Linked DNA regions of Mus musculus: all the other regions are linked to region 1. The links are chromatin loops, found by intact Hi-C in ENCODE. Cell type or tissue: heart. All regions are shown on one strand. Each heading gives the region's core, and the rest is flanking DNA. Links, peaks and the distances in the headings are about the cores only. Region 1 overlaps Gm34548 (a long non-coding RNA gene). Region 2 has its middle 4.4 kb from the start of Gm26091. Region 3 holds the start of Lrig2 (leucine-rich repeats and immunoglobulin-like domains 2). Region 4 overlaps Phtf1 (putative homeodomain transcription factor 1).

Evidence for each region. A loop is a pair of places that touch in the nucleus more often than their neighbours do. Peaks named below come from ENCODE experiments on the same cell type or tissue, not always from the same donor. Only the 100,000 strongest peaks of a DNase experiment are listed, where the experiment ranks them.
Region 2: a loop joins it to region 1, with 2.3 times the contacts of the local background. A loop is called at or near these places in 3 of 42 quality-filtered maps.
Region 3: it touches region 1 in a loop (4-fold over the local background); 35 of 42 quality-filtered maps call a loop at or near these places.
Region 4: it touches region 1 in a loop (2.1-fold over the local background); 6 of 42 quality-filtered maps call a loop at or near these places.

The regions. Positions count from the first base shown.
Region 1 is chr3:104,670,955-104,678,339 of GRCm38, reverse strand. Gm34548 (a long non-coding RNA gene) reads left to right here. Exons shown (of 4, transcript XR_867542.1): 3 at 1-80; 4 at 652-789. Among named protein-coding and RNA genes, the nearest start is that of Gm34548, 6.0 kb to the left of the region's middle. In heart, for the core only: a CTCF peak has its summit at 3,902; DNase peaks (open chromatin) are centred at 2,689, 3,319 and 3,749; H3K4me3 peaks cover 1,604 bases; H3K27ac peaks cover 1,888 bases.
Region 2 is chr3:104,593,161-104,600,545 of GRCm38, reverse strand. No RefSeq gene overlaps it. Among named protein-coding and RNA genes, the nearest start is that of Gm26091, 4.4 kb to the left of the region's middle. RefSeq lists an enhancer at 1-3,611. In heart, for the core only: a CTCF peak has its summit at 3,901; a DNase peak (open chromatin) is centred at 3,215; H3K27ac peaks cover 2,334 bases.
Region 3 is chr3:104,507,884-104,515,268 of GRCm38, reverse strand. It overlaps Lrig2 (leucine-rich repeats and immunoglobulin-like domains 2), which reads left to right and starts at 3,351. Exons shown (of 18, transcript NM_001025067.2): 1 at 3,351-3,813. The coding sequence starts at 3,578. In heart, for the core only: CTCF peaks have their summits at 1,400 (motif pointing left) and 3,183; a DNase peak (open chromatin) is centred at 3,228; H3K4me3 peaks cover 2,666 bases; H3K27ac peaks cover 1,956 bases.
Region 4 is chr3:104,006,797-104,014,181 of GRCm38, reverse strand. Phtf1 (putative homeodomain transcription factor 1) reads right to left here. Exons shown (of 19, transcript NM_013629.2): 19 at 6,692-7,194. The coding sequence ends at 7,174. Magi3 (membrane associated guanylate kinase, WW and PDZ domain containing 3) reads left to right here. Exons shown (of 21, transcript NM_001159354.1): 21 at 1-923. Among named protein-coding and RNA genes, the nearest start is that of Phtf1os, 42 kb to the right of the region's middle. In heart, for the core only: a CTCF peak has its summit at 3,717 (motif pointing left); no DNase peak of the experiment used is centred there.

The DNA.
Region 1 (7,385 bases), core at 1,184-6,183:
TCTTGCTCACTGGATGACAACACTCCTCAGGTCTCTTGCAGCTGTAGCCTGGACCCAAGTGTCTCGGCCTGCTATAAGAGGTAGGCTTGGGGGGGCGGGGAGGGGAGGTTTGGGGGACTTTTGGGGTAGCATTGGAAATGTAAATGAAGAAAATACCTAATTAAAAAAAAAAAGAGGTAGGCCTCCTTAAGATCAGCTCTGGGTCAGGGCTGGTCTGGGAACACCTCCGCAGACACTTAAACATGTGCAGTATGAGCTCATTACACCAGCTGGTCTACAGGGGCAAAGTCTTTAGGCAGTTGATTTGGGTCATCCTACTGTCCAGAGATGTCCCATGATCCAGGGCAAAGGGCATGCATGCCCTAGGCCTGCTGAGTTGGCCTGAAGCCTGGGCTTGCACCCTCCTCAGTCTGGACACAGTCTAGAGCGCCTCAGCAGAGCTTCTGTCTGATGAAGCTAAGTGGTAGAAAACAGTCAGAGCTGTGTGGGCACCAGGAAGACTGCACCAGGGCAGGCAGCTCCCCTTACTGTCAACCCTGCCCAGTCCCTGTCACTGGGCCAGCTGCTGAACTAGGCTGCCCTGAAGAAGGGAGGCCGGCCTACATGCCCTCTATGAGTCTTTACTAACTTAACATTCGTCTCTTCCCACAGCCTGGCTGTAGTTAGAGTCTCTCTAGTGGAATCTCAGGTGAGGAGAGGGGTCTTTGGGCAGGTAAGTGGGATGCAGGCCTATGCTACTAAAATTGTTGTACAGGGGCATCCTGATAGTTGTTTTGTTTTGTTTTGTTTTGTTTTGTTTTGTTTTGTTTTTGAGACAGGGTCTCACTATATAGCCCTGGCTGTCCTGGAACTCACTCTGTAGACCAGGCTGGCCTCGAACTCATAGAGATCTGCTTGCCTCTGACTCCCTAGTGCTGGGATTAAAGGTGTGCATCACTTTATCTGGCTGATAATCTTATAACTGACGTCATCTCAGTTTACCAGTGCTAGCAGAGCAGCAATGCAGTGAGGGATATCCTGGGCTGGAATTAAAGGAATTTTTAAAAAAATTAAATTAAGCCAGTTGTTAGTGGTAGAAACCTTTGATCCCAGTACTCAGGAGGCAGAGGCAGGTGAATCCCTCTGAGTTTAAGACCAGCCTGGACTACAGAGTGAGTTCCAGGACAGCCAGGGATACACAGAGAAACCCTATCTCGAATCCCCCCCCTCAAATTAAGTAAATGATTAAAAATGAGGCTAACCATAGTGTCAGAGGGCCAGTTTGGTTTAAATAGTAGTGAGTTTCAGGACAGCCAAGGCCACAGAGAAATCCTGCCTCAAAAAATAAAGACAGAAACAAATTCGCAAAGAAAATAACAAAAGCCGGCCAGTGTGTCAGATACTTGTCATCCTAGCCTTTGCACGGAGGTTGGAGGACCAAGGGTCCCAGGCCAGTTGAACCGCATAAGGCTATGCCTTAAAATGGAGGAGAGTCGTTAACAAATCAATAAACTTAATCATAGGCCTTTTATTTGTGGTTCATGAGTCACAACAACACATCCTGGAGTTTGCCTTATAGAAAAGGGGTCTGAAGAAGTAGAAACAAAATGAAAAGCAGATTTGCTTGAGGCAGCAGGGTGGGGGGTGGATGGGTGGGGGGTGGGTGGGGGTGCTGTGGGGGGGGGGGTGTTCAATGCCAACAGCAGAAGAGTGACTAAGACTCTGATATGAGTTCAGTTCCCAGCATCAAATAATCAATCAGCCAATCAAAAGGTGGCACTCTTTAAATCCCAGAACTCTGGAGGTAAAGGTAGGTAGATCTCTGTTAGTTCCAAGCTGGCCAGGGCTGCTGCATCGTGAGACCATCTCAAAAACAAAAACAAAAACAAAAAAACAACAAAAACTCACATAGAAGCCGGGCGTGGTGGCGCATGCCTTTAATCCCAGCACTCGGGAGGCAGAGGCAGGCGGATTTCTGAGTTCAAGGCCAGCCTGGTATACAAAGTGAGTTCCAGGACAGCCAGGGCTATACAGAGAAACCCTTTCTCAAAAAACAAAAAGACAAAACAAACAAACCAACAAACAAAAAACAAAAAAACCTCACAAAGATAGGTTAACTGGGCTTGTACAGGTTAGCCCAAAGGGGATTTCCTATTCATAACAGCTAAACTGGCTTACTTGGAATTACAGCTATTTCTCTTTTTGCCATCATCATCATCGTCACTATCATCAGTGAAGGTTGGTAAACAACCTGGTTTTGGCTCCACTAAGCATGATTGACTTATCTTTGCCTTAGCTATGTGCCCAGTACCAATAGCCTCCCATAAATCTTAACGCTTGAAAGTCAGCTCGCATTCCCTCCGGTGGATAAATTGTCAAAGCCCAGTTGATGATGGGTGACTCTGGTTTTCTTGCGAACTTACTCTGGTTTTGTAATTTTGTTTTTGTTTTCCTTTCTTTCACTTCCTAGACGAAGCCCTTTCAGAGTGGGCAGGGAGACAGACACATGAGGAAATTCACTTCAGCAGGGCATCTGCTAAGCGTGGCAGGATTCCTGCTCCAGACTCTCAAAGCCTCCTATTAATGGAAAGAGCAGGTTAACCTGGTCTGACCGACAGGAAGCCACCGTACAGGAATAGGTGGAGTTCTGACATCCGGTGGGGACAGCTGGGGGGAGCGGATGGGGGAGGGGACACCTAGGTGTGCCAGGGGAGCCGAGGTAAAGCTAAGGTCCAGGGGGCCAGCGTGCTGGGTGGCTATGGGCCACACGAGGGCGCCGCACACTGCCACGTAAGGGCCTGAACTGTCTCTACGGAGCTATGTCGGAGAAAAGGCTTTGATGGGAAAGAGGGTGGGCGGAGACCATCCTGGGTGTCCAGCGACGGGCCCCTCTCTTGTTCCTTGAAGGTCGGCGTGAGGTCTCCCTGGACTTGGAACAGCCGCTGTTCAGGTCCTGAGGAATTAACGCCTCTGTAGATCAGGTCCAGCTGTGTGTAGGAGGGAGGATGTTTGCGGTCACTGGGGTGTGTTGTGTTAGGAATGACCGCAGTACTGGGGTGTGAGGGTGGGTGCGTGGATTTCTCCAGAGGTGTAGGTGGGAGGGAGTAGACAGTTTCTACTCCCAGGGGGCTGGCGCTAGTGTCTTCTAGGAGCAGCACTTAAGGCAAGATGTAGACCCCATTAGAATCAGACGATCTTCCCATCAGAGGAAGTCCCCCATTTGGAAACAGTCAGGATGAATGGTTGCTTTAGCTTGGCCAAGCTGCTGGGGTAAACGCCTCAAGCAGAAGCTGCATCAAAGCCTGGAGCCTGTCCAGCCATGCAGCTCAAGCACCCGGTGTCACCGAGATTTGTCCAGGGGGCACAGTGGAGATCTTGTGACCCAGGAAATAGCACTGGTCTTAGTTTAGATCAGGACATTTCCCCCTGAAAGCTGCGTGGGACAGTGGCTTGGAGCCCAGATTGGGGGGGGGGGGGAGGGATGGGAGGGGCAGCTGGAGGCTTCTGCCCACTCTCACCTTTGTCACCCAATAGCTACTTCACATGAGTCAGCTCTGCAGGCTGTACCCTGGCCTGAAGGCTCAGCCTGGGATTTGAAGGCATTAGAGTTGGTAGAAATTAACCCCCAGGATGTGAGCTTCGGGCTCGTAGGCTGAGGCTCTAGCAAGGGAAGAGGACATCCTGAGGACTGGGTGTAAGCAAGCAGAAACACGGGGAGCCTAGGCAATGCCCAGGAGGACTGCAATGGGCCAGGGAACACCAGGAAGGGTCAGTGTGAACCCAGGACTCTTGAGAACTCCAGTCGCTTCCTCTCTGCGGATCCAGACACCTCTACCATCCAGCCCCGCCCAGGCAGCTGCAATTCCTCAGCCAAATGACCCGAGACAAGAGTAAGAGGAAAACAGCTTTCTGAGCCTGCCTCTAGGGGAAAGAAGGACTATAAGAAGCAGGGATCCAGGACACAAGGTCACCGGGAAGCAGTCATGAATGTCAGGCGTGAAGGGGTGGAGATTTCAGGTCAGGGAGCTAAGGGTACACAGCTCAGTGACAGCATTTGCTTAAGAGGCCCTGGCGACAGGGTTCAGGCCTCACTACTGGAAAAAAGATTTTTCTTAGCTTATGCACAAATGGTCACGTGACATTGATAAGCAAGAGTGACTTAACCCAACACAACTCCAGTTTCACCAGCTGCAAAACTACCCTGAGGTGTTTGCAAATTTAGGAGTAAGGTAGGTAAAGGCATGCCCGTCAGGGCATGGTGATGATGGCTCACACCAGTAATCCCAGCACTTGAGAGGGTAAGGTAGAACCAATGTGGGTTTGAGACCAGCCTAACTACAGAGTTAGTTCCAGGTTTGCCTGGGCTAAGGGGAGACTGTAAACAAATAAAAAACAAAACAAAACAAAACAAAAATTTTATTGTCTTTCAACCCTAGGGGTGTCTGAGCCTTTCTCCTTCCTAACAAGTTGGCCTGGGCTCCAGACAGCAGACCTATAATTTGCCTGCACAAGTGTGATAAGAGGTCAATATTAATCTGGGTGTGGTGGTGCACACCCCAAGTCCCTGCCACTCAGGAGGTAGAAACAAGAGCCCAGAGGTTTGAAGGCCATCCAGGCAACATACTGAGACTCTGAAGAAGAGAGCGGACAGAAAAGAAAACTTTGAGAATAAGTGTAAGCCAGGTGTGGTGTCACATGCCTATACTCTCAACACTCCCAAGACTGAGGCAGGAGGGAATGTCTAATCTAAGAGAAGCCTGGGCTACACAGTTGGATCAAATAAACAAAACCCTCTCAAAAGACAAACAAATACCAGCGGAAGGATTCAGCAGGCAAACTCACTTGGTGCCAAGCCAACCCAGATGTGTAAGGTAGAAGAAAACTAACATAGAGTGTTCTCTGACCTCCACAAGAGCACACACACACTTACACAAACACACACTTAAGTAAATGTAATCAATTTTAAAAGAAATAAAACACTGGCCTAGTGGGAGGCTAGGAAGTTGGAGACTAGAGGAAGTACAAAGGCTGCCTGGATGGCAGAGTTCAGTTCAACCTGAGTAACTTAGCAACACATTATCTACATAAAAACCAAAGGATTAGGCTGGAGAGATGGCTCAGTGGGTAAGACTGCTCTTCCAGAGGTCCTGAATTCAATTCCCAGCAATCACATGGTGGCTCACAACCATCTGTAATGGGATCCGAAGCCCTCTTCTGGTGTGTCTGAAGACAGCAACAGTGTACTCACATACATAAAATAAATAAATCTTTAAAAACAAAAAGGATTTTTTTTGTTGTTGTTTTTGTTTTTGTTTTTTCAAGACAGGGTTTCTCTGTGTAGTTCTGGCTGTCCTGGAACTCACTCTGTAGACCAGGCTGGCCTCAAACTCAGAAATCCTCGTGCCTCTGCCTCCCAAGTGCTGGGATTAAAGGCGTGTGCCACCACTGTCCGGCTAATAAAGGATCTTAATTTTAATTTATGTGTATATCTAAGAAGGGGTCAAAAGAGGACACAAGATCTCCTGGAACAGAAGTGACAGGTGCTTGTGAGCTGGACATGGGTACTGGGAACTGAACTTGGGTCCTCTGTAAGAATCACTGAGCCATCCTTAGAGCTTCTCAAAAAATAAAAGCCTGGTGGTGGTGGTGCATGCCTTCGATTCCAGGACTTGAGAGGTAGAGGCAGGTAAATCTCTGTGAGTTTGAGGTCAGTCTGATCAACAAATTGAGTTCCAGGGTAGCCAGGGATACACAGAGAAACCCTCTCAAACAAACAAGCAAACAATTTAAAAGATGTAAAGGCCCAGAAATACACCTCCATTATAGAACACTTGCCTAGCATGTGTGAAGTCCCAGGTTCCATTCCCAGCACTGCAAAAGATAAATAAACAAAACAGTTTACTGTAACTTAGCTGGAAGTACAGCTTCGTGGTAGATGCTCAAGGCTTTGGGTTCAATTCTAGCAATAAAGATTAAAAGTTAAAAAAGAAGTTACTATAGTATCCTGGCAGTGGAAGGGTCTTCTTATCTCTGTGTTAATTGGAGGCCTCTAGGGAGAATGCCTGGGTTTGTAGGAGTGGATTTAATGGCTTGAAGCTGGGTTGAGGAAGTGAAGGGTCACGTGGGATGTTCCCCTTGTGGGTCTAACAGGAGGGCCATAGGACAGCAGGCTTTCTGATCAGGAAGAGGCTGCGTGCTTCCTGTTAATAGTGGGCTTTGGGGTGACCGTCAGTATTCCCAACATGGCTGTGAAAAACTAGGGTCTTTTTAAAAAGAGGGCCTGACTATTGGCCAAAGGTTCACAGTTTTCCTCTCCCCTGCTAACCCCATCTCCCGACTCTGCTTCAGTGTGCTCAGCAGAACTCCACTTGGTGAATCTGGAGAGAAGTCTCTAAGGGCTCCTGGCACGGAATGGGCACTTCCTCATGGTTGGTGGAATTGAATTGCATGCAGGTCATAGAGTGGAGGAGAGAGAAGAGGCTTTCTGCGAGCCCAGTCCGAGACGGGGAGATGCGAGTGGGCACCTCCCTAGGATCAAGTGCCAGGAGTAGATGGGGGCCCCACCCTATCGGGTGGCACCTGCTGCAGAAACTGGCAGGCGCCTTGGGTTCCTCCCAGCCCCCACCTCTCACCCCTGCTGCTCAGCCTCCTCTAAACCTCCTTAGGTTCCCTCTGCCTTCCTCTCCACCCCCATCCTCCTCTAGACTGCCATTATTTCCAGACCAGATGGCCCAATTTGAAATGAAATCTTGCATGCAGTCCTGCCTTCTTCCAGTCTGGTGCACAAACTACATCAAACTACATCAAAGTGATATGGCTGAGAACAGAACAAGAATGTCACCCCCACCCCAAATCAAAGGCCTCCCATGGCTCCCCTAGTCCCCATCAGCTAAAGCCCAGACTCTCCAGAATGACCCGATATGCCCCTGCTTTCCCTGGTTTCATCTTGTCCCCACTCTCTCTGCCTGTCATGCTGGGCCACCCTTAGATTGACCTGTTTGCTCCTGACAAACACCAGACCTCCTCAGTCTTCCAGCACCTGCACGCATGCATATATGCCCCTGAAGGTGGAAATGAGTATTTTCACACAGGCCATATTAGAGGTCCCTTCTGCCCATTTAAGACAGGCCAGGGAGTCACCTTTAACATTCGGAATTGCAAGCTTTTTACACTTACCAATCTGCTTTGGGCTCGGTCTGGCGTTTCCCCCCACCCCCACCCCAGCCTCCCACCCACCCACCCACCCCCGTGCCCTTAGTCTACATGCTGCTGCTATAAGGTGTGGCTTCATTTTACTTGCTGTTCAACTTCCTGGGCTCAGCACAGCACTTACACGCTGCAGGCATGGATTACTAACAGCAGGAATAGGGACAGGAGTCCACATTTACTCAGCTCTTGTGGTTGAA
Region 2 (7,385 bases), core at 1,428-6,427, 78 kb after region 1:
TGTTAGATGATAGCCTTCTGAAGGATGGGGTGTAGCTCAGCGGTGGAAAAATTGTGAGGTCCTGGGTAGGATCCTCAGCACTGGAAAAACAAAAACAAACTCTGAGAGTTAGGATCAAGAATTCACTTTTTATGTCTCTTCAATCCTCATTCATATCAAATTGTGCAGTACAGAGCACAGTGTTGCCAGTGCTCAGCAAGAGGTTTCTAATCAGTCAGTTGATGAATAAGTCTGTTAGGATCGCCTGCCTTTATTTAAGGGTATCGTTCCCGTATGGCAGTTCATTAAGAGTTAAAAAAACATATTGGGCATGGTGGCAAATGCCAAGAAGCAGCAGCAGGTAGATCTCTCTGAGTCTGAGGCCAATATGGGCTACAAAATAACTCCAGGACACTCAAGGCTCTGCTGTTTAGAAGAACAACAGGAAAAACGGTTAAAAAATGATGACAAGGACCTTCGAGGTAGATAAAGGTGCTGGCTGCAAAGCCTAGTGACCGGAGTTTGTTCCCAGGAACTGATACGGGGAAGGAAAGAACAGACTCCGGCAGACTGTCCTCTGACCGCCACCTCTGCAGGTGCACCCTGCTCTACTCCACTCCCCCTCCCCCCCAAAAGAAAGAAAAAACTGACAGTAGAAGTTTCTCGTAGTGAATCATTAACAACCCTCCTGACGACCAATGCAAGCAGAGGAAGGGAAAAGAATCTTGTGGGGGACGTAGTTCAGCCTGGCCCAGGGAAAGGAGCCTGTGCACACCACCACATCCGCAGCAGTATCTCTCTGGCTTTTCAGCAGTCAGCACACAGCCTCTGAAGGACCTTGCTCTTAGGTCACTCTGTTCTCACACTGTGAATGAGGAGGGCAAGACTCTCTGGCCCAGCCTGTGATTCTGAGAGGCTCCCTGACAGGGCGGCTGAGAGGTTGAGCAGACGCAATAGGAATGAACGCCTGTGCTCTTCTCTGACTGCCTATTTTGGCCATCTCTCTGCTTTGAGTCGATGCTGTGGAGGGGTCAGAGGCCTGAGCCAAGGCAAAGATATAGGAGAGGTCTGGAATCCACCTCAATGGGTAGGGCCCATTAGGACGAAAGGGAGTAGAGCGTAGGGAATGTTCAAAAACACCCAGACCCAGAAGGATCACCGAGGGGCCAAGCCTTCCCATTTAGTTAACCCTTAAGCACTGCTAGGAACGCCACGCGTTTCAGGTGTGAATGTTGGACTGAGGCAGGAAATGGTAATAAATTTTCCTATGTTGAATAAATGAACTTGGCAGTCTAGAACCCTGCTTGGTCTTCAATGAGCAGGGCAGACAGTCTGAATGCTTCTCCCAGCAAAATCAAGAGATCTCTCCCAGAAGAGGTCGTGGATCACCAAATATTTCCAGTGTTCTGTGGCCTGGAGCTCAGAATCTACCTAGGAGTCTTGGAAGAATGAGTCTCAGAAGGCAGGGTCTTGCCTGGGAAGTGGTGTCAAAGGGCTATTATAAGCTCAGCAACTCTGAAGCAGGACTGGGCTGGAGCCCCCCCCCCCTCCCCGGGCTGTATAGTGAGGCCATGCCTCAAAAAAAGAGCAAAACAAAACAACCACAGCAAGGCCTGGATCCTCACTGTATTTGCCTGTGTGGGAGCCCAGAAGTGTAGGGGAAAAAACCTGCCCCAGAGCTCACAGGCCCTATCCCTCCCTGAGGGACTATTGGCAGTTAATGGTTGCTAGAGAAGGAAGTTATTTTATTCAGTGGTGTAATCACTGGTAAATTGCCCAGTGTCTGGTACATAACCCCCCACCTATGCTCATGTGAACAGCTCTACCTAAACTGAGACTCTCTCCCTCCTGCAGCACACTCCAACAACTTGAAAGGAGGCAGGAAGGAATGGGAGAGAGGTAAAAGAGGGCAATGGTCCAGTGTGATGTTACAAGTCTGTAGTCTCAGAATTTGGGAGGCAAAGGCAGCGGCAGACAGATTTCTTTGAGTTCGAGGCCAGTCTGGTCTACAAAGTGAGTTCTGGGCCATCCAAGACTACACAGTGAGTTTAGTTCCCAGCACCCCTGACAGGCAGCTGGCAACTGCCTGTAGCTCAAACACCCTCTGCTGCCTTCTGAAGGGACCTGCATTCATGTGCACATATCCACAAGCGTGAGCATGTGTGCCCATGGGCCACCCTTCCCCAGCCCCCACCCCCCAAATTTAAGAAAAGAAAGAAAAACCAGGTGTAGTGGTACATGTCTTTAATCCTAGCAGGGGCTAGTAAATTCTGTGTTTTAGGACTGTGCTGGCTACTTTTATGTCAACTTGACACAAGCTAGGTTTTTCCAGGAAGAAGGGATCTTACTTGAGAAAATGACTCTGCAGATTGAACTATGGGAAATGTTCTTGATTGATGATTGATGTGGGAGGGCCTAGCTCCATGTGAATGTTGCCATCCTTAGGCTGGTAGTCTTAAGTCTATAAGAAAGCAGGCTGAGCAAGCCATGAAGGAGCAAGCCAGTAAGCAGCACCCTTCCATGGCTTCTGCTTCAGCTCTTGCCTCTAGGTTCCTGCCTCTAGGTTCCTGCCCTGACTTCCTGACCCGACTTCAGCCTTCAGTGTTGGACTATGACATGTTGCTTTTAGCGATAGTGTTTCGTCATAGCAGTAAAAACCCTAAGACAAGGCCAGCCTAGTCTACACAAGTTTCAGGGAATCCAGGACTACATAGTAAGGCCCTGTCTCAAAATTAAGTAAATAAGTAAGATTAATTACATAAGTAAAAATATTTCTAGAACACTGGTTAATAAGATATGAAATTGACCAAAATTTGTGAATTCATTCTGAATATAACAGATGAATTATAAAGAATTAAAAAAATAAATTAAAAGCAAATCTGCTCCTCAGAACCTACATTTTCTTCCCTGAACTCTGAGAGCTCAGGAGAGGTGAGAGGTTGCTCATGGCTTGCTCAGCCTGCTTTTTTTATAGACTTAGGTCTATAGTTTCTCTATACTATCCCCTCTGTGCAAAGTGTTATATAACATACACAGGCGGGGTTCATCCTTTCTTGCAGTAGATTCTGACATGACCTGATTCCAGGGATCTGGCCGCAGCCATTCGCCTTTAAGTTCTGGCTGCCTTAGCTAGTAGGACTTGGAGCCTTGTCTTTCAGAGGTTGTCAGCAGGAGACTCCCAGCATGCTAGAAGCTCTGCACGAAAGCAGGAGCTGCCAATGTTGCTGTAGCTGTGGGAACTGTGGCCAAGAGCCAAGAACTAGAGCCGACTCTTGCTGTGTGCAGCGACTCCCCCAGAGTTGGCACAGCCAGGGAGTCTGCAGAGCCATGTAGATCTTCCTCCAAGCGGTCTGTCTCTTCGGTAGCTACAGAAACAGTATTTGTTATCCTTTGGTTTTCAGGAGACAGGCAGAAATCTGACGGCGACAGTCTGTTTCTGAAGCTTGAGAGCCCACCCGGCAAAACCTTCAGAAATGAAAGAGTAGCTAATGTCCACCAGCCAGCCCTGGCTCTTAGGCTTCAGTCAGGATTTGAAGCCTCAAGAACTTGGAACTAACTTGCCCTTTCAAGATCAGAAAGCTGAGAGTCAGTATAGTATCCAACGTTTCACTTAGTAAAGGAAAAGCACGGCCCCGTGGGCTGCAAGGTGCTGTGTGGTATGGGGTAATAATTGACCTCAATTCACACACAGTATTCAGGACCAGGGCTGGACCCTGGAGGCTTTGGAACAGAAAGGGTCTCAGAGTGAAAACTGAGGGTTCAAGGGCTGGCAAGAAAGAGATTACCCTCACCTGCTCAGTTCTTAAGGCAGGTCAGTTGATGCCTTGGCACCAATGAGCCTGACTCTGTCATGATTTGCAGTATCCATAACTTAAAACAGACTTCCTAGAGACAAAGGAAAGGGGCTCCCTGGCTTCTGATGCCGGCTCTGCAAGCAATGACTTTGGCCACTAGGCTTCCTGAGTGCTGAACGTGTGACATGAGTGTATCAGTCCCCAGCCTTTGTGCTTCTTTCTGTATCCAAGAATAATTTTAAGAATAAACTGCTGTTGTGATTTTAAACACCAGCCTCTGGGATTTTGAATCAGCTTTAGGAAACAAATTCACTGCCTATGTGTTAGCAGATTGGATTTTGTTCTGGCTTTTTTGTTTTGTTTTGTTTTTAAACAGAGCCTGTTCTGTAATTCCAGGCTGGTCTTAAATGTATAGCAATCCTCCTGCCTCAATTTCCCAAGTGCTGGGATTACAGGTGTACGCTGCCATACCTAGTAAGGCAGACAGACTGAATTTCTAAACATATGTGGCTGAGAATAAAAACCTCACTGTGGTGAAGTCATGCCACACAAGACTTCTTGGGGGCCAGGATGACTCCTTGTCTGACTTCTAGAGACCCCCGGTACAGTGAGGGTTCCCTCAGTGTTCAAGGACCAGAAGGATATATGTTTGGGATCCTGGTCTGGGATGGGACTTTGTGCACCACCTTTTTTCTATTTTCCTTTTAAGCAAATTCCTCACTCTTTCTCTGCCTCTCCCTTCTCATCTTTGAACTGGGTATGACAAAGTGACATACTGCATGCTTATGCTAACATACTACAACACACTACATACTAACATACTACATGCTCAGCATGTACTAGTTTTCTTTTCATTTGGAGACAGAGTCTTTCTCTAAACAGCTCTGCCTGTCCTGGAACTCCCTCTGTAGACCAGGCTGGCCTTGAACCCACAGAGATCCTCCTGCCTCTGCCCCCAGAGTGTTGGGATTAAAGACCAGCACTACCGAATCTGGGCTCCATTTAATTTTTAAATTCAATTTAATTTTAGAGACAAACCTAAACTCACCTCAAAGTCCTGAGCTCAAGTGATCCTCCTGCCTCAGCCTCCCTGGTAGGGGGGACCACTACAGTTAGCTGTTTCTCTTTGTTCACTGTGCTAATAAATCTGCCCAAAGCTGAACTCTTGGCAAGAAATAGAAACAGAACTGAGAGTTAATCAGACCAAAGCTTGTGTGTTTGACTAGCAAGTTAAACTGTCTGACAGTTCAATAAATACACAGGAAAGTTTTGTTGCCTTTAAAGGAATAGATTTGGAAGGCTCTATATTAGTCCGATTTAGAAATTTGTTTTTGTTGGGGGTTACCTATGAAATCTGTGATATATAGTGGGGTTTTGTTGGGAGCCGCCCCCACATTCGCCGTTACAAGATGGCGCTGACATCCTGTGTTCTAAGTGGTAAACAAATAATCTGCGCATGTGCCAAGGGTATCTTATGACTACTTGTGCTCTGCCTTCCCCGTGACGTCAACTCGGCCGATGGGCTGCAGCCAATCAAGGAGTGACACGTCCGAGGCGAAGGAGAATGCTCCTTAAGAGGGACGGGGTTTTCGTTTTCTCTCTCTCTTGCTTTTTCGCTCTCTTGCTTTTCTCTCTCTCTTGCTTTTCTCGCTCTCTTGCTTTTCTCTCTCTCTTGCTTCTTGCTCTCTTTTCCTGAAGATGTAAGAATAAAGCTTTGCCGCAGAAGATTCTGGTCTGTGGTGTTCTTCCTGGCCGGTCGTGAGAACGCGTCTAATAACAATTGGTGCCGAATTCCGGGACGAGAAAATCCGGGACGAGAAAAAACTCCGGACTGGCGCAGGAGGGATACTTCATTCCAGAACCAGAACTGCGAATCAAGGTTATAAGGTTCCCGTAACACAGACTGTTGAGAAGGATTCAACTGCCGAATTCAGAACTCATCAGCTGGGGAACGACGGTGATAAAGGTTCCCGTAAAGCAGACTGTTGAGAAGGATTCAACTGCCGAATTCAGAACTCATCAGCTGGGGAACGGAAGTGAGAAATGGCTTTACCAGGTATGTTTGGCCTTGAACTTTTTCTAGTGTTAGGAGCCCTTTTGTTCCTTTTCACATGTTATATAGTGCTTAAGGCAGGGCTAAAAATTCTAGAGGAAATTCAGGACAGTCTATCAGAAGTAAAGCGGAGAGAGAGAGTAGGAACAAGGAGAAACGGTAAGTATACAGGCCTTTCCAAGGGTCTTGAACCCGAGGAAAAGTTAAGGTTAGGTAGGAATACCTGGAGAGAGATTAGAAGAAAAAGAGGAAAAAGGGAGAAGAAAAAAGATCGATTAGCGGAGGTCTCTAGGAGATACTCGTCACTAGATGAGCTCAGGAAGCCAGCTCTTAGTAGCTCTGAAGCAGATGAAGAATCCTCCTCTGAGGAAACAGACTGGGAGGAAGAAGCAGCCCATTACCAGCCAGCTAATCGGTCAAGAAAAAAGCCAAAAGCGGCTGGCGAAGGCCAGTTTGCTAATTGGCCTCAGGGCAATCGGCTACCAGGTGCACTCCCGCCCTATGCGGAGTCCCCGCCCTGCGTAGTGCGTCAGCCCGTAGTGCGTCAGCAATGCGCAGAGAGGCAGTGCGCAGACTCATTCATTCCCCGAGAGGAACAAAGGAAAATAGAACAGGCATTTCCGGTCTTTGAAGGAGCCGAGGGTGGGCGTGTCCACGCTCCGGTAGAATACGTACAGATTAAGGAAATTGCCGAGTCGGTTCGTAAATACGGAACCAATGCTAATTTCACCTTGGTGCAGTTAGACAGGCTCGCTGGCATGGCACTAACGCCTGCTGATTGGCAGACGGTTGTAAAAGCCGCTCTCCCTAGTATGGGCAAATATATGGAATGGAAAGCGCTTTGGCACGAAGCTGCACAGGCGCAGGCCCGAGCAAACGCAGCTGCTTTGACTCCAGAGCAGAGAGATTGGACTTTTGACTTGTTAACGGGTCAGGGAGCTTATTCTGCTGATCAGACAAACTACCATTGGGGAGCTTATGCCCAGATTTCTTCCACGGCTATTAGGGCCTGGAAGGCGCTCTCTCGAGCAGGTGAAACCACTGGTCAGTTAACAAAGATAATCCAGGGACCTCAGGAATCTTTCTCAGATTTTGTGGCCAGAATGACAGAGGCAGCAGAGCGTATTTTTGGAGAGTCAGAGCAAGCTGCGCCTCTCATAGAACAGCTAATCTACGAGCAAGCCACAAAGGAGTGCCGAGCGGCCATAGCCCCAAGAAAGAACAAAGGCTTACAAGACTGGCTCAGGGTCTGTCGAGAGCTTGGGGGACCCCTCAGCAATGCAGGTTTAGCGGCTGCCATCCTTCAATCCCAAAACCGCTCCATGGGCAGAAATGATCAGAGGACATGTTTTAACTGCGGAAAGCCTGGGCATTTTAAGAAAGATTGCAGAGCTCCAGATAAACAGGGAGGGACTCTCACTCTTTGCTCTAAGTGTGGCAAGGGTTATCATAGAGCTGACCAGTGTCGCTCTGTGAGGGATATAAAGGGCAGAATTCTTCCCCCACCTGATAGTCAATCAACTGATGTGCCAAAAAACGGGTCATCGGGCCCTCGGTCC
Region 3 (7,385 bases), core at 1,170-6,169, 160 kb after region 1:
ACAGGGTCTAATTATGTAGGCCTGGTTGGCCTGGAATTCCATATGAAAATGCCAGAACCTACATGGAGGAAGAAGAGAATCAGTCCCTGTAAGTTGTCCTCTGATTTTCACTCTGTGGCCACTCACAATAAATGTAATAAAAAAACCCAAAAAACAAAAAACAAGGGACTGGAGAGATGGCTCAGCAGTTAAGATCACTGACTGCTCTTCCAGGGGTCCTGAGTTCAATTCCCAGCAACCACTTGGTGGCTCACAACCATCTGTAATGGGATCTGATGCCCTCTTCTGGTGTGTCTGAAGACATTGACCGTGTACTCACAAAAATAAATAAATAAATAAATAAATAAATAAAAAATAAAATAAAATAAAAGAAGAAGAAATCTTAAAAGAAACAAAACAGCTGAACAGGGAAAAGTATATTATGCTTTCAGACTGAAAGACTTATTTCTATAAAGATGTTAAGTTCTGTCGGGATGATTCAGAGGTTTAGTGTAATCCTAAGAAAAACATCAATCACTATGGCACAACAAAGATAGAGTTGGAGTGAAAAATGTAGAAGAACTGGCTAGGCCAGCTATCGAGATATATTTGAAGGCTACTGTAATTTAAAATACAGTACTGCTTCATGGAAAGTTCACCTGGTTTTTGATACATATCAGGTGTTTAATTAGATGCTTGATTTATGACATAGAACTTCAGAGTAGTAATGAAAGGCAGAACCTTCACTGAATGAAGCTCAGCTCTCTGGGTTGTCACATGGAAGAAAAAAAAAGAACTTGAATCCTTTTTCTTTTCTTTCTTTTTACTTTTTTGTGTGTGGGTTTCCAGTCAGGGTTTCTCTGTGCAGCCCTGGCTGTCCTGGAACTCACTCCACAGACCAAGCTGACCTAGAACTCAAGATCAGCTCGCCTCTGCCTCCCTCGTGCTGGGATCAAAGACATGTGATACCTGGATCTTTTCTTAATCATATGCAAAAGTCAATACTCGGCCCAGGGAGATTTTTCATGAGATAAAGGTGCTTGTTGTTCTAAGCTGATGACCTGCGTTCAGTCCCTAGGATCCACAAAAAGATGAAGGGAGAGACTTACTTGACAAGGATGTCTACTCTGACCTCTATGCTAAAATCATGGCATACACACACACCACCAAATATCACACACACACACACACACACACACACACACACACACACACACACACCCCAGTGGTTGGAGGGATGGCTTATTAGTTAAGAGCACTGAGTGCTTTTCCAGAAGATCCAGGTTCAATTCCCAGCACTCAGAGGATATCTTACAACAAATGGCCTGTAATTCTATTCTCACAACCATCTGTAATGGGATCGGATGCCCTCTTCTGGTGTGTCTGAAGACAGCAACAATGTACTCACATACATAAAATAAATAAATAAATACATAAATAAATCTTAAAATAAATTTGCTTGTGACCCAAGCACTCAGGAGGCTGAGACTGAATGCTCTTGAGTTCAAGGCCACCTTGGACTACAGACTGAGACCTCTATGCTGTAAAAATATAATTGGAGTTGGGCTGGGTAGAGAGATGGCTAGGCAGTTAAGAGCACTGGCTGTCCCCCGCAGAAACCCAGGTTTCATCTCTGGCACCTACAGCCTTCTGTGACTCTAGTCTCAGAGGATCCCTTGCCTTCTTCTGGCCTCCTCAGGGACTACATACATGTGGTACACAGATAACTTATGTTAGCAAAACACTCACACACACTGAAAAAAAAAAATCAGGGGCTGGAGAGATGGCTAAGCTCTTGTTCCTCTTCCAGAAAGCCCTTGGAGGCCAGAAGAGGGCGTTAGAATCCTCGAAGCTGGACTTCATGCTGTCCAGTGTGTGTGTGCTGGGAACTGAACCCTGGTCCTCTGCAGGAGCATTGTGTGTTTACTGAACAGCTAAGCCATCTCTGCTGTCCCCGAAGTGTACATTTTTGATGAAGTCCAATATCTCTATCACTTTTCTGGCTTCACATTTTGCTTCAATGGTAATAAATAGTAGTTGCTGTTAGTTTTCATGGTCATGTTTACTGGGAGAAGAAGGGAGAAGAAGCTGAAGGAGACACCTTTCTAAAAGTCCTCTGCAGTAGACAAGCACACGAGGACAGTCAGAAAAGTAATTTTAACCCAAAGGCATGACATGGATGGAAATGGTGTGTGTGTGTGTGTGTGTGTGTGTGTGTGTGTGTGTGTGTGTGTAAGTGCCACAGGGTGCATATGGTGATCAGAGGACAGGGACTTGCAGGAGTCAGTTGTCTCATTCTACCATGTGGGGTCTGCGAATTCAACTTAGGTTGATACACTTGGTGGCAAAGCTATTATTGATGAAGCATCTTACCCACCCTGTTTTTCGTTTCTCCTCTTCTTTCATACAAAGCATACTATGCAGATGAGGCTGAACTGGGACTTGGGTTCTCCTGCCTCAAATTCCCAAGGAGTGCTCAGACTGCAGGCGTGCTGGTCCACACCTGGCTTGCAAAGTCTTTGAAAAGTATAGACACTATATGTCAGTGAACCATTACTGATATTTTCATTTTTACTCATTTTGTAGGTAACACACAGCGGAGAGATCACAAGGTAGCTAGATTCCGCTGTTCCCAGTAAGTCTTTTTACTTCAGGATAATTTCCTTCCAGTCTTCTTAACTTTGTTGATTGCTCAAAAACCTCAAACAGAAACCAGAAAACCCACATCCTCAAACCAACGTTTTATCTATTTGTCCCACTTGTTCTTCTGAAGATGAAACAATATTTTCCCAAATCGAGGAAAGAATTTTCTTTAGAGACAATTATTGAACTCCAGGCTACTGTAGAAGCCGGAGGTGTACTGACTAAATAGCGCCTCTGCCAATGGGAACTTGAAGTCCTTTCACAGTGACAGCGTGCCATGCTCCGGGAGAACCAACTGCCACATTTTTTCAGGGCAGGGAGTTCGGCCGCAGAGGCCGCCCTGGTTGGGCTCCGGAGACTGATGTGGTCGAAGTTAGGTTTAGATCGCGCACTTATTTGCAGCTGCTGCTTGGCATGCAGCCCTTGTGCCATTCCCTTCTGCAGGAGCCTACAGAATAGGTCTTTTTTCACTACTACTGCAGATCAACCGCAGTGAGGATTTGGCGTTTCGGGTTTCGCTTTTTCCATTCTATTTCAAGGCCCTAGTGCGCCCACAAGCGGAGGAATAGCTGCAGAACTGCAGAAGCAGCTCGGAAAAGGAGAAAGGGCCGCTGTAATGCTCGCCTCCTAGGGGGCGGGGCAATCGTAGGCCTCGCCTCTCTCAGAACCCAATTTCCGACGCAACCTCATCCCGGGGCTCCGATTGGCTGGCTGCTGAGCGTGAGTACGTTGCGTCGCGGGGCGGGGCGGACGAGCGGTGTCTGTCAGGGTTTCAGCTCTACGCCCCCGACCGCCGCCCCCTCCCCTGCGGTAGCGTCGTTTCCTCCTCTCGCCCGCTCTGAGAGGGGACAAGTGACAGCCCGGGCTCCGGGTGGCGGTTTAGCCTCCGGGCATCTCTCCTCAGCCGACTCTCTGAGCTAGCTGCTGTTCTCGAGCGGGTCCCGGCCAGGGGAAGATGGCGGCCGCGCCCCGCGGCATCTGGGAGCAGCGGCGCCTGGGCTGTGGGTTGGGACCCCTCGCACGGTTGCTCATCCTTGCGCAGGCGCTGCGGCTGCTGCCCGCTGCCCGAGCCGGCCTGTGCCCGGCGCCCTGCGCCTGCCGTCTTCCTCTGCTGGACTGCAGTCGCAGGAAGCTGCCCGCGCCCAGCTGGAGGGCACTGTCGGGCCCGCTGCCCTCCGACATCTCCAGCCTGTGAGTAGAGGGTCCCAGGGCGCGGTCGCCACCGAGTTCGGAAGGGAGCTGCCTTATTGAGATTGTGAACTTTGAATGTTAGGGTTTCCCGGTACTCGTGGGAAGATAGGGGTTAAGATCTGGGGTCTGTGACGTTCCGGGCTGGAGATGTTTAATGTTGGACTCACGGGTCCTGAGCAGCACAGCTGAGACTCTGGATGGCTGTGGGTCGGGTCCAAGTGCAAAGCCCTCTTTGGGCTGCATCATTTTTTTTTTTTTTTTTTTTTAAAATTCCAGCTTGACTGGTCCTTGGGCACGTGATGCAAACACGATCTCTCCCAAAGATACAGGATCTCTCTTTTGTCCCCAGTTCTCCCATCGGCTCATTGTATGTTTCAGTTTTGATACTTGAGTTCTTGATAGGGTTGAAAACCTCTGCATGCCTAAGGAAGATCATTGCTGATCTCTAATGTTTTGTAAGAGCAGTTATTCTTTAGTAGTCAGTTTAAAGAGGGGAAAGATTTTTTTTCCCCAAATCACGATACTTTGTCTTCACTATGTTCCTTTGAGTTAAAGAACCTTCATTTCAGATCTCTTTGTTTATGTATGAGAATCCAGTGCAGTGATCGAGTGGATTCTCTAGCTCTGACTTTAAATCCTGACAAACTTGTATTAGCTAGTGGCATTTGGAGAGCTCACTGCTCTGAGTCAGTAGGCATTAAATAGAACAGTAGGTATTAAATGCTGCAATTATGAGACTTCTTAGCCACCAACATACAGTTATGTCTCTGCCACTAACTGATCAACGTGCTTATTAATTGACTTCTAGAGTTACCTCTGAAAAAGAGTTATCACTAAAAATAGTTTTGTGATATAATTAAAATACAAAGATTGGTTAGGTTCTTAATGGAAAAAGAATACAGGTAGAACATCTGTATTGCAGAGGTTAAGTATACATTTGCAGAACGTATTTATAGGTTAGCATAGATAGGAAAGAAGCTAATTCCTGTATTCATTGAGAAAATTAGTAACTGCTACAGTTACTATAGAATTGCAATATAGTAATACAGCTCCTGTCATTTTGTGGTGGTTATATCTGAGGCTTATTCTGGTTTGACTCAGACTTTAGTATTATCATTTAGCATAGTCTGAATTAATCCAAGCACAGCATCTTCTTTATACAGTAGGTGCCTTTTTTGAAGAAATTGATGAGACAGCTACCTGATTATGATAGACTGAATCTGACATAGGTTTAAAAACAGTCTGACTTAATGTAACTAATTGAAGTAAACATGGCCTGCTTTTGAAGATCCTTCAGTGAGACTTGCTGAGTGTGTTTGTTTAGTATGCATGAAGTTGGGTTTGAACATTAGTGCTGAAAAAAATAAGAAAAAAATCATTAGCAAGTATATAGTAATGTTACCAAAGATGCTAATTGCCAGAAGATAACTGACATTTGGATTTATTTATTTATTAATTTTATTTATTTATTTATTTTGTTTTTTACCTTTTGTGTTTTGAGAGGGGATACTGCCAGGTAGCTCAGGATAAGCAACTCTCCATCCTCCTGCCTCAGCTTACTGACTGCTGCCCACCATTCCCAGCTTGCATTCAGAAAATTGAAATAAAAATTAAATTGACATTTTTAGTTGAAGTGAAATGCCTTGGAGAATAAATTCCCTTATAGTCGATTATTTTGAATATAGTTTCACTAAAAATACCAAATCACAGGCAGAATGCAGCCATGTTCTTTGTCAGGGTGTCATTCGAATGGGCTCTAGTTTGGTTGCCTATAGAGTCCTTGTTCTCTGAAACTTAATGAGCATAGAGTCTACTGCTTATACTGTTATCAGCATTTTGGCATCAATGTATTGCTCACTAACTTCTTAACATTCTAGGGCTTTTCTAACCCATAACTCAAAATTCTGCTATTTTCCTTTTGCAAACCAGTTCTAAGAGCCACAGAACAGTATGATCAGCATATTGCAACAACAGCCTCACTTCTTAGTGTGGAATTTTTATATTAGTTAGTTACTCTTTTTTTTTTCTTTTGGTTCTTCAAGATAGGGTTTCTCTATATTGTCCTGTCTATCCTGGAACTCACTCTGTAGATCAGACTGGCTTCCAACTCAGAGATCAGCCTTTCTCTGCCTCCTGAGTGCTGGGGTCAAAGGCATGGGCCACCACTGTTCCTTTTCTTGTTGCTGTGACCAATTATCTGACACATATCAACTCAAGGGAGGAGTTTTGGCTTATGCTCTAAGAGATGGAGTCTTATAGAAAAGAAGACTCTGTGGTAGAAGGAGCATGCACTGGCTTGCTCACAGCTAGATGGAAGAGGAAACAATTTTTTTGTTGTTTGAGACAAGGCCTTTCTAAGTAGTCCAGGCTGTCCTTAAGCTTCTACTTTTCCTATTTTTGCCTCCCTATTGCTGGGATCATTCTGTGAACGACACTGGACACTGGTGTGTCTGTAATTTTTGATTTGTGTCATAATGTTGATGCTTAAGAGTTTTGGACTTTGGAGGATTTTGGATTTTCTGGTTAGGAATATTCAACCTATATTTAAATCCTTCCTAGTTATTCTGACATCCAGTGTTAATGGAAAACCACTTAGCCAAAATAGCTATAGAGTGCTAGGGCCTTGTGCCTGCTAGGCAAGTCCTCTAAGCTCCGTCCCCAGCCCAAGTTGTCAGTGCTTCCCAAATGCCAATTTAGGAGATCTGTATTTTGTTTACTTCTTCAGAATTCTGTTGTGCTTTGGAAGACTCACAGATCCATTTTATTTATTTATTTATTTATTTATTTATTTAGAGACAGGGTTTCTCTGTATAGCCCTGGCTGTCCTGGAGCTCACTTTGTAGACCAGGCTGGCCCCGAACTCAGAAATCCTCCTGCCTCTGCCTTCTGAGTACTGGGATTAAAGGCGTGTGCCACCACGCCCGGCTTCACAGATCCATTTTTATTAAAAATACTTTGTAGGGAGCTGAAGAGAATGCTCAGCAGTTAAAAGCACTGGCTGCTCTTGTAGAGGGTAGGGTTGAATTCCCAGCACGCAGGCAGCTCACTGCCATCTGTAACTCTAGTCCTAGGGGATCTGAGGCCAGGGCTCTACTGAGAAACCCTGTCTCAAAAAACCAAGGGGAGTGGGGGATAGTCACATAGTTTTCTAATGCTTGAAAATGCATTTCTCTCATCTTAGTAAGTAGCCTTTTTAAATGGGCAAATTTTTATTTTTAATGTGTATGTGTTTCTCTGTCTGTCTGTCTGCCTGCCTGCCTGCCTATGTACATACAAGTGCCTGGAGGTCAGAGGCATTAGATCTCCATGAAGTAGGACATTGTGAGCTGTTAGGAATTGAATTTAGGTCTCTGGGAGAGCACTATATGCTCTTAGGAGCTGACCATCTATCCATCCCAATCTTATAGGTCTAAATTTTTGTGGGGAGGTAATATATTATGAGATTATGAGATTGTCCTTTCACATTATTTCGAGGCAGAGACTCTCAGTTAAACCAAGATCTAGCTAGCTTGCTGGGGGAACCCCTGTCTCTGCCTTTGGAGACTGGAATTACAGGTGGGCCACCATACCCA
Region 4 (7,385 bases), core at 1,487-6,486, 660 kb after region 1:
GATTATTAACCATTAGTCTTTAATATAGTTGAAGACCTAAAATAGTATGTAGATTTTTGTGAGGGACTTAATCATGAAGCCAGTTCTACAGTCCACTGCCAGACAAAGCACCAGCTCCTGTGACAGAGGAGCTCATCTAGGGGCAGACACACAAGCATTAGGGATTAGAAACAGAGCCTGTCTTAGGCTTCCTCAGCAAGTTAGGACTAATATGGTATAGACTGTGTGTGTTGGAACTTTAATTTTTAGCTAATTATTTAAAAACAAAGTTCTCAGAGTTCTTTTTTAAAATCTAATAAAAATGTTTGCTGAAAGTTGGAGACAATTCTTAAACTCATAAAATAGATCAAGACATTAGTTCCCTGAAGCAGCATTCAGAAACATCTATAAATACAGACATTCCTCAGACCAAAACTGTCTATTTACGGAGTATTTGAATACTCATTCTGTTACCTTGTGAGTCTGACAAATTCCACTGTGACAACTGTACTGGCCCGTTATGACACATGCTTCCATCCAGAACTGTATTTAACCCATCTCAAAACTACTTGAATAGCGACAATTAGGAAGCTTGATAAATGCTAAGAATTTAGTACTGCAGAGATGATTTATTTTCCCTGTAGTCCACATTAGTGATACAAATCCTATTTTTATTGTTAACTGTGACATAACTTTGATGTCATGTTGTCAATATGATGTGGCTCTTCCTAAGTAACATGTCACTGTACTGATTATATACTGACTTAGCAATGTGGCCTTGGAATGCTGAGCAAAATATGGATGTACTGGTTGTAAATGTTTATATATGTACAGTACCTTTATATATATAAATATATATATATATATACACTTGAGGTTCTGATTAGAGAAAGATCTGTAAATCGCTCGTTATTTTTTATATAGATATTAAAAAAGAAAAAAAAGTTTGTCGTGCTTTTTTCTAAAACTGTTAGCATCATTTAAAATTGCTGTTTGTGGAACCTAGTCCCATCATGATCTGAGTCATCAAAAAGACTGACAATCAGAAAGACAAAGTAATGTGTCTTTTCCAGTACTTAATCTCACCCATGGATAAAAGCCTTGAGTTGTACACCATTTTCTATTAATGATATTTTTAATACCCCTTTTCTCCACTACCAGGAAAGAAAAGGTATTATATCTCACTGGAATCCAGTACTACACATTTATAATAGACTAATGAATAGACCATTTACCACAAGATCACAGAGTTCCATGGCAACTTACGATATTTAAAACCGTTTTATTTATTTTCGTTTTAAAATTAAGTGTGTAGACTTGACTTCTTTTCACTTAGTATATTAACTGCTTAAACCCTACTTCAAAACTCTGGTTAATTAATATTCTTCAGGAGAAAAAATTCTTATAATTGCATGAATTCACACTAAAAATAAGTCCAGTTCCATTTCCAGACCTACAATGGAAATGTGTCAGGGAAAGCTGCTGAAAGTAGGAACTAAGCAGTTCTGTGGACATGGACACACTGTTATATATACCCAGGCAGGACTGTCTTCTGACAGCTACAGCATCCTTATAGCTGAGCAGTTTTGAACAGGGTCAACCTCTAGATCTGATCTGGGACCCAGAAAGCATTTGGCTTTTTGCTTTTCACGTGGGACTATTCTCACTCAATGAAAGGAAACTGGGACAGCAAGACGGTTCAGCAAGTAAGACCCTACCACCAACCCTTCCATCCCCATCTATCTCACACGGTAGAGAACCACGTCCATCAAATCATCCTCCATACATTCTGGGTGTGCTTTCTCATAGATTTAGAACAACAAAAAAGTAATAATAGTCAAGATACTTTTCATGTGCAGCAATAGAAAGCCAAATGCTTTGTAAACATCTGGACAAATGGAGTTCCATGTTTTGGATGTCTATTTCTCACAGAAATACATGAACTTCTGTAAGTGACTTCCACAAAGATTCAGACGGGAGCTTGGCCTACCCTCTGCTCTTAGAGCCAAGGAACCTGCACTGACTCATGAGCCGCAGCAGGCCACTGGAAAGAGGAACTACATCACAATAACTGTGTCTTGGCATGCCTCATACCTAAAAGCTTTCAGCTTTCTAAACAATAAGTTGAATAACTTTCTGATTCTGCTGTTAGTATTTATCAGCAATCAGTATGCTACCATTTTGGGAAGGCTACCATCTGTAGTTAACTGAATTCATCTGGCACATCTACAAACTTGATAGGCTCTCAGTCACTATACCATATTGATATAAGAGCTGAACCTATGCAAAACTACCTTGTCTCAAATCACACAAGCTACATTAAGTACGATGAAATATATGAATGCTTATGAATTTGATCTAGCAGCAAAGTCTAAATCTCGTAGTCTAAAATACGGACACAGCCAACTGCTTTAATTTAGCCTTAAACTCTGCTTTTACGATCCTATTGATACATGCCCATTTTATACTCTGTACATTAAAGTCAAAAACAAAAATGCCAAAATTCACAAACCAAGAAACTTATTTTGTCTTAAGGACAACCACTAGTTAACCTGAGTACTACCTTGTTGGAGTATCATATAGGAGAAATATAACACTGCTTGTTTGTACTCAAATCTCATGGCTCAGTAAAACCAGTGACTGCAAGAAATAGAAGATAAATCACTACACTGGTCCATGTATGTAATAAATCAATGAGTTCTCAGATGACTCCAAATCACCATGTGTGAGAACAAGGCCCATCTGGCCTATTAAGAATATATACAAACCTTGTGTTAAAAAAAAAAATATATATATATATATACATATATATATGATTTTTCAAAACATTTAGTTGAATTTAAAATAAGGTTGATTTGCTTTACATAGCACTAGTGAATAAAATGCTTGAATCCATAAACTGGCACATGTAAGAGACCCAGTTTAGAATTTTTCTTGCTGAAAGAAAACCATATTCCACTTAGACAAGCACATTGTTATTTAACTCTTCATTGTTTAGCTTACTGTGTTTGTTACCATAATTTGACATGTCTAGGTTTGTGGAGTATACCTTCATAGCAATTTTAGAAGAAATGATTTTCCCAGAAAACATTTTAAAAACAAATCAATGGATGATTTTCTTATTCTTTGATATATATTACTCCCCCACTTAGCCTAATTCTATTTTTTCATCTTGGTTATATTTCTCAATGTAATATTACCAAAATCTTAGCCCTTTTAAGGAATCAAAGCTTAAGTAACTGGATATTTACACAGGGATAAATGAAACATTGGTATCTGCACAAACGGGAGAACTATTCTTCATCCAGTGTACATATATATGCTAAGCATCTGTTAGGGGGGTCCAGTACTGTTCTGCATTCTGAAGAGTAAAGAAGAAAGCAGCTGTTTTCAAGGGGCTTAAAGTCTAATTAAAGGAGACACAAGTCAGCAAAAGATTATGATACACATGAAGGAAATTACTAGTGATATAACAGATAATTAACTAGGGTCACAATAGAGAACCCTACCAAGAACTGAAAGCCAAGAGCTATTCAGTAGCTATCCAGTGAGCAGTAAAAATACACATTTGAGGAAGAAATAGTTGAAAATACCTACTAAGAGCAAAAACTCGGTAAAGGAGATGGTGTAGAAGGCAGTGAGAAGTGAGGTTGAGGAGGCCAAACTTGAGAGAAGGGCCTGGGAGGTGACCACAGGAAAGGCCTTCCCTCCTAAGCCTCTCCAGACAGCACCACCTACTGGGAACAAGTATTCAAATGTCCAAGGCTAGGCATTACATCTCACTCCAACCTCTACAGTGTGGAACTAGATTAGACACTGAACCTTTACCTGAGCAGCTGCCTAAGGACTAAAGCATTTTAAGGTGAGGAAAATGAGTCTATCCTTAAAACAAAATAATTAGAAGCAGATGTTAGATTTTGGACAAAGGTAGCACAGATAATAGAATTAAACAAGGAGAACTCCCAAGACCGCCTTCAGATAGCAGCAGTGTAAAAAGGAAACCAGACAAAGCAGGTTTAGCTAGGTACTGGTAGCACAAACACATGACACCCAACCACAATGAACCTCCAAAACAATGAGGAAGGAAAACTTAGTGCTAAAGTTAACGCAGGGCTGTAATCACTACCAATGCAGGAAAACCTCGTCACAAACAAGCAAGTACAGCGTATAGAAAGATGTTGCTTTAGCAGCAAAGTTATCTTAGGTCTAGCTGTTCCTGGCACACCTACCAAACTTCAAAGTAATCCTTGAAATGCCCAAACTCTCCAAATATTACAAAAAAAAAAAATACATGCACACTACAATACCCTATTCTTCAACACTGTAAAATTCACAGCCAATAAAAAGTTACCAGGCATGTAAAACAGAAACGTGTCTTAAATGAAGAGACAACACAATAAAAACAAATGCCCAAATGACACAGCAAATATAAATATGTAAATATATTTATTATGTGGGAGAAAATATTGTAAGTAGAGATGTAGACTTTCTTAGATCAAAATCAAACTTTTGTAGATGGAAAATATATTGGCTGTAGCAGACACAATAGAACATGCCTGCAATCCCAACAGACAGATGGAAGGGGGTCAGGAGTTAGAGGCCAGCCTCAGTTATACAGTGTAACTTATCTCAAAGATTAATATTACACTGGATGACATTACCAAATTAGTGCAGAACAGGATAGAAAACTTGAAGGTACAACAAAGAAAAAGCATAAACATTGGTGAGCTAAGAGATGCTTCAAATTACCTAACACGCATGTGTGTTTGAGTCCTAAAAGGAGGCAGGTCAGAGTGGAATGTAGGAAAAACTTGTTTAATGCCCCAAAAATTTGTAATTTGATCATGTGAAAATATAATCTATAAAATGATACAAAACAATAAACCATAGCCTCCTTAAGCCCAACACACCGCAACACAAATAATATGACGAAAACTACATCAACAAATAATTCAACTGCACAAAGTCAGTGGTAAAGGTGGAAATCTTTAAAGGAGTGGAAAATAAACATCAGATTCATCTGAGATGAACAAAAGCCAAAGACTTCTAGTCAGAAACAATGAAGTCCAGAAAGCACTGGAACACCTTTTCATTGTTGGGACAAGGTCTTACTATGTGGCTGACTGGGTAGCTTGCTATGGCGATGAGGCCTGCCTAAAACTGAGCTGCCCCACCCCTTCCCTTGCCCCCTTTCCCCCTTAGTGCTTGGGTTAAAGGTAGGCAGCACCACTCCCAGCATTCAACTACTTTTTTTTTTTTTTTTTTTTTTTTTTTTTTGGTTTTTCAAGATAGGGTTTCTCTGTGTAGCCCTAGCTGTCCTGGAACTCACTCTATAGACCAGGCTGGCCTCAAACTCAGAAATCAAGGGACCCTGCTTCAAATTAATCACCATACTGATAAGGGACACAGACCTGCTTTGCTGACTTCTATACACACACAATACCCCATACAAACAAACATATGTGAGCATACACTCACTCACATATATATATATATATATATCTGTGGATCAATGGAAGTTTTTAAAAAAAATAAAATAAAATAAAGCATAGCTCCCTCAGAGCACTTGGGATAGGTGCGTATTCTTGCCAATCCACTACCTATACATGTTTGTATCTTCACAGCTATAAAGCTATCAGATTTTTTAAAAGGATATTAGATAATGATAATATTTACAGTGGAATTAACTGCCAAGAACCTTTCACTCTCATTAAATAATAACAACCCCATTAGGTAGTTATTACACTTACTTAACAGGTGAGAAATTTGAGACACTTAGCAGGGGCAAAGACTTAAACAGAGAAAGATCTATACAATCTGTATATTTGGGAAATTAATCTTGTTTTTTGTTTTGTTTTGTTTTCTGTTTTTAGAGACAGGGTTTCTCTGTGTAGCCCCTGGCTGTCCTGGAACTCACTTTGTAGACCTGACTGGCCTCGAACTCAGAAATCCGCCTGCCTCTGCCTCCCAAGTGCTGGGGTTAAAGGCGTGCGCCATCACGCCCGGCTTGGGAAGTTAATCTTTAAGTTCGTCAATTGTCCTGCATAGAGAATGTGTAACTGGGGCTGGAGGGATGGCTCAGAGGTTAAGAGTGTGTGCAGAAGACCGGAGTTCAATTCCTAACGCCAACATGGCAGCTCACAATCGTCTGTAGCTTCAGTGTCAGGAGATCCAGTGCACTTTTCTGGGCTCAGGCACCAGACATGCACATGGCACACAACTATTTACACAAGCAAAACAATCATACACATAAAAAAAAAAAAAGTAAAATCAATCCCATGATAACTGTCGTACATGAGATAACCAAGTTTACAAAATCTTACCATTAAGGTGTTCATGCTTCCAGTCTTCCTCAAGAAATTCTTCAAGGTAGGGAACCTGGTGAGCAGGAATGCCGATGTCTCCATTAACCACGAGTGCATGCTGGGTCACTAACAAGTAAGGCTACATCCGCGGCACAGTATGAACCATCGTTAGACACTGAGGACCTCAAGTGCACTAGAGGCTGGATACCCGCCACTGCACAGCAGGCAAACCACCAGAGGCCGTGCCATCGGATGGGCATGCTGCCAACTCATGAGCATGCATGGCTCACCAACAATGTACTTACAGGCTTAACTCTAAAGGAGATTCCCTCCAAAAATAAACAAAATTCTGTTTGAAGTTATTGCATTCCTCCACCCTCACTGTAAAAAAAGCCTAGAAACTGAAATTCTCTAGTAAAGTTCTTTTATTTGGATTCAACCTAAAATAGTTTCTCTCCTTCTGATAGAGAAGTCCCCAATCCATAGACTATAGTAGAAAAGTAATGCATTTAAATATTTCCAATAAGAGACAGTTGCGTCATGCTTCGGGCACCTACCATGGTTACCCAAGAGACTATTTACAGTAAGTATAACTAGCACAGTACTGGAGGCTCCAGGATAAATGTCCTGACTCAGGAATAGTCCGAGTCTTTGTGAGGCAGGCTTTAGTTTGCTGACTATTCACGTTGCTTGAGAACCATGAAAGTGCAGGTTTTTAACACAGGCCCCGGGGAAAGGAGGTGCCGAAGCTCCATTCGTTAGACGGGGCTGAGTGGAGAGACTGATGCATGTGAGCCTGCAGGTGGGGCCACTGGTTTCTGTGGGCCATCTTTGTCCTCAGTGGGGGAGCAGTGACACCAGCCAGCAGAGTCCAGGCACACATCTCAGCTCAGGACTTAATTTTCCACAGCTAAGAAAAGAAAATCACCCCAAAACACCAGTTAGCTAGGAGACAAATAGGTGGGATTTGGATGTATATTCATATGACTACAAACTAAAAATCCACTTACTGTTTTATTAAAGATTATAAAAAACTTGCGAATAAAAGCCATCACACAGAAAGCTTAGCGGATGCAGTCTCAATAACTCTGGGTGTATCCC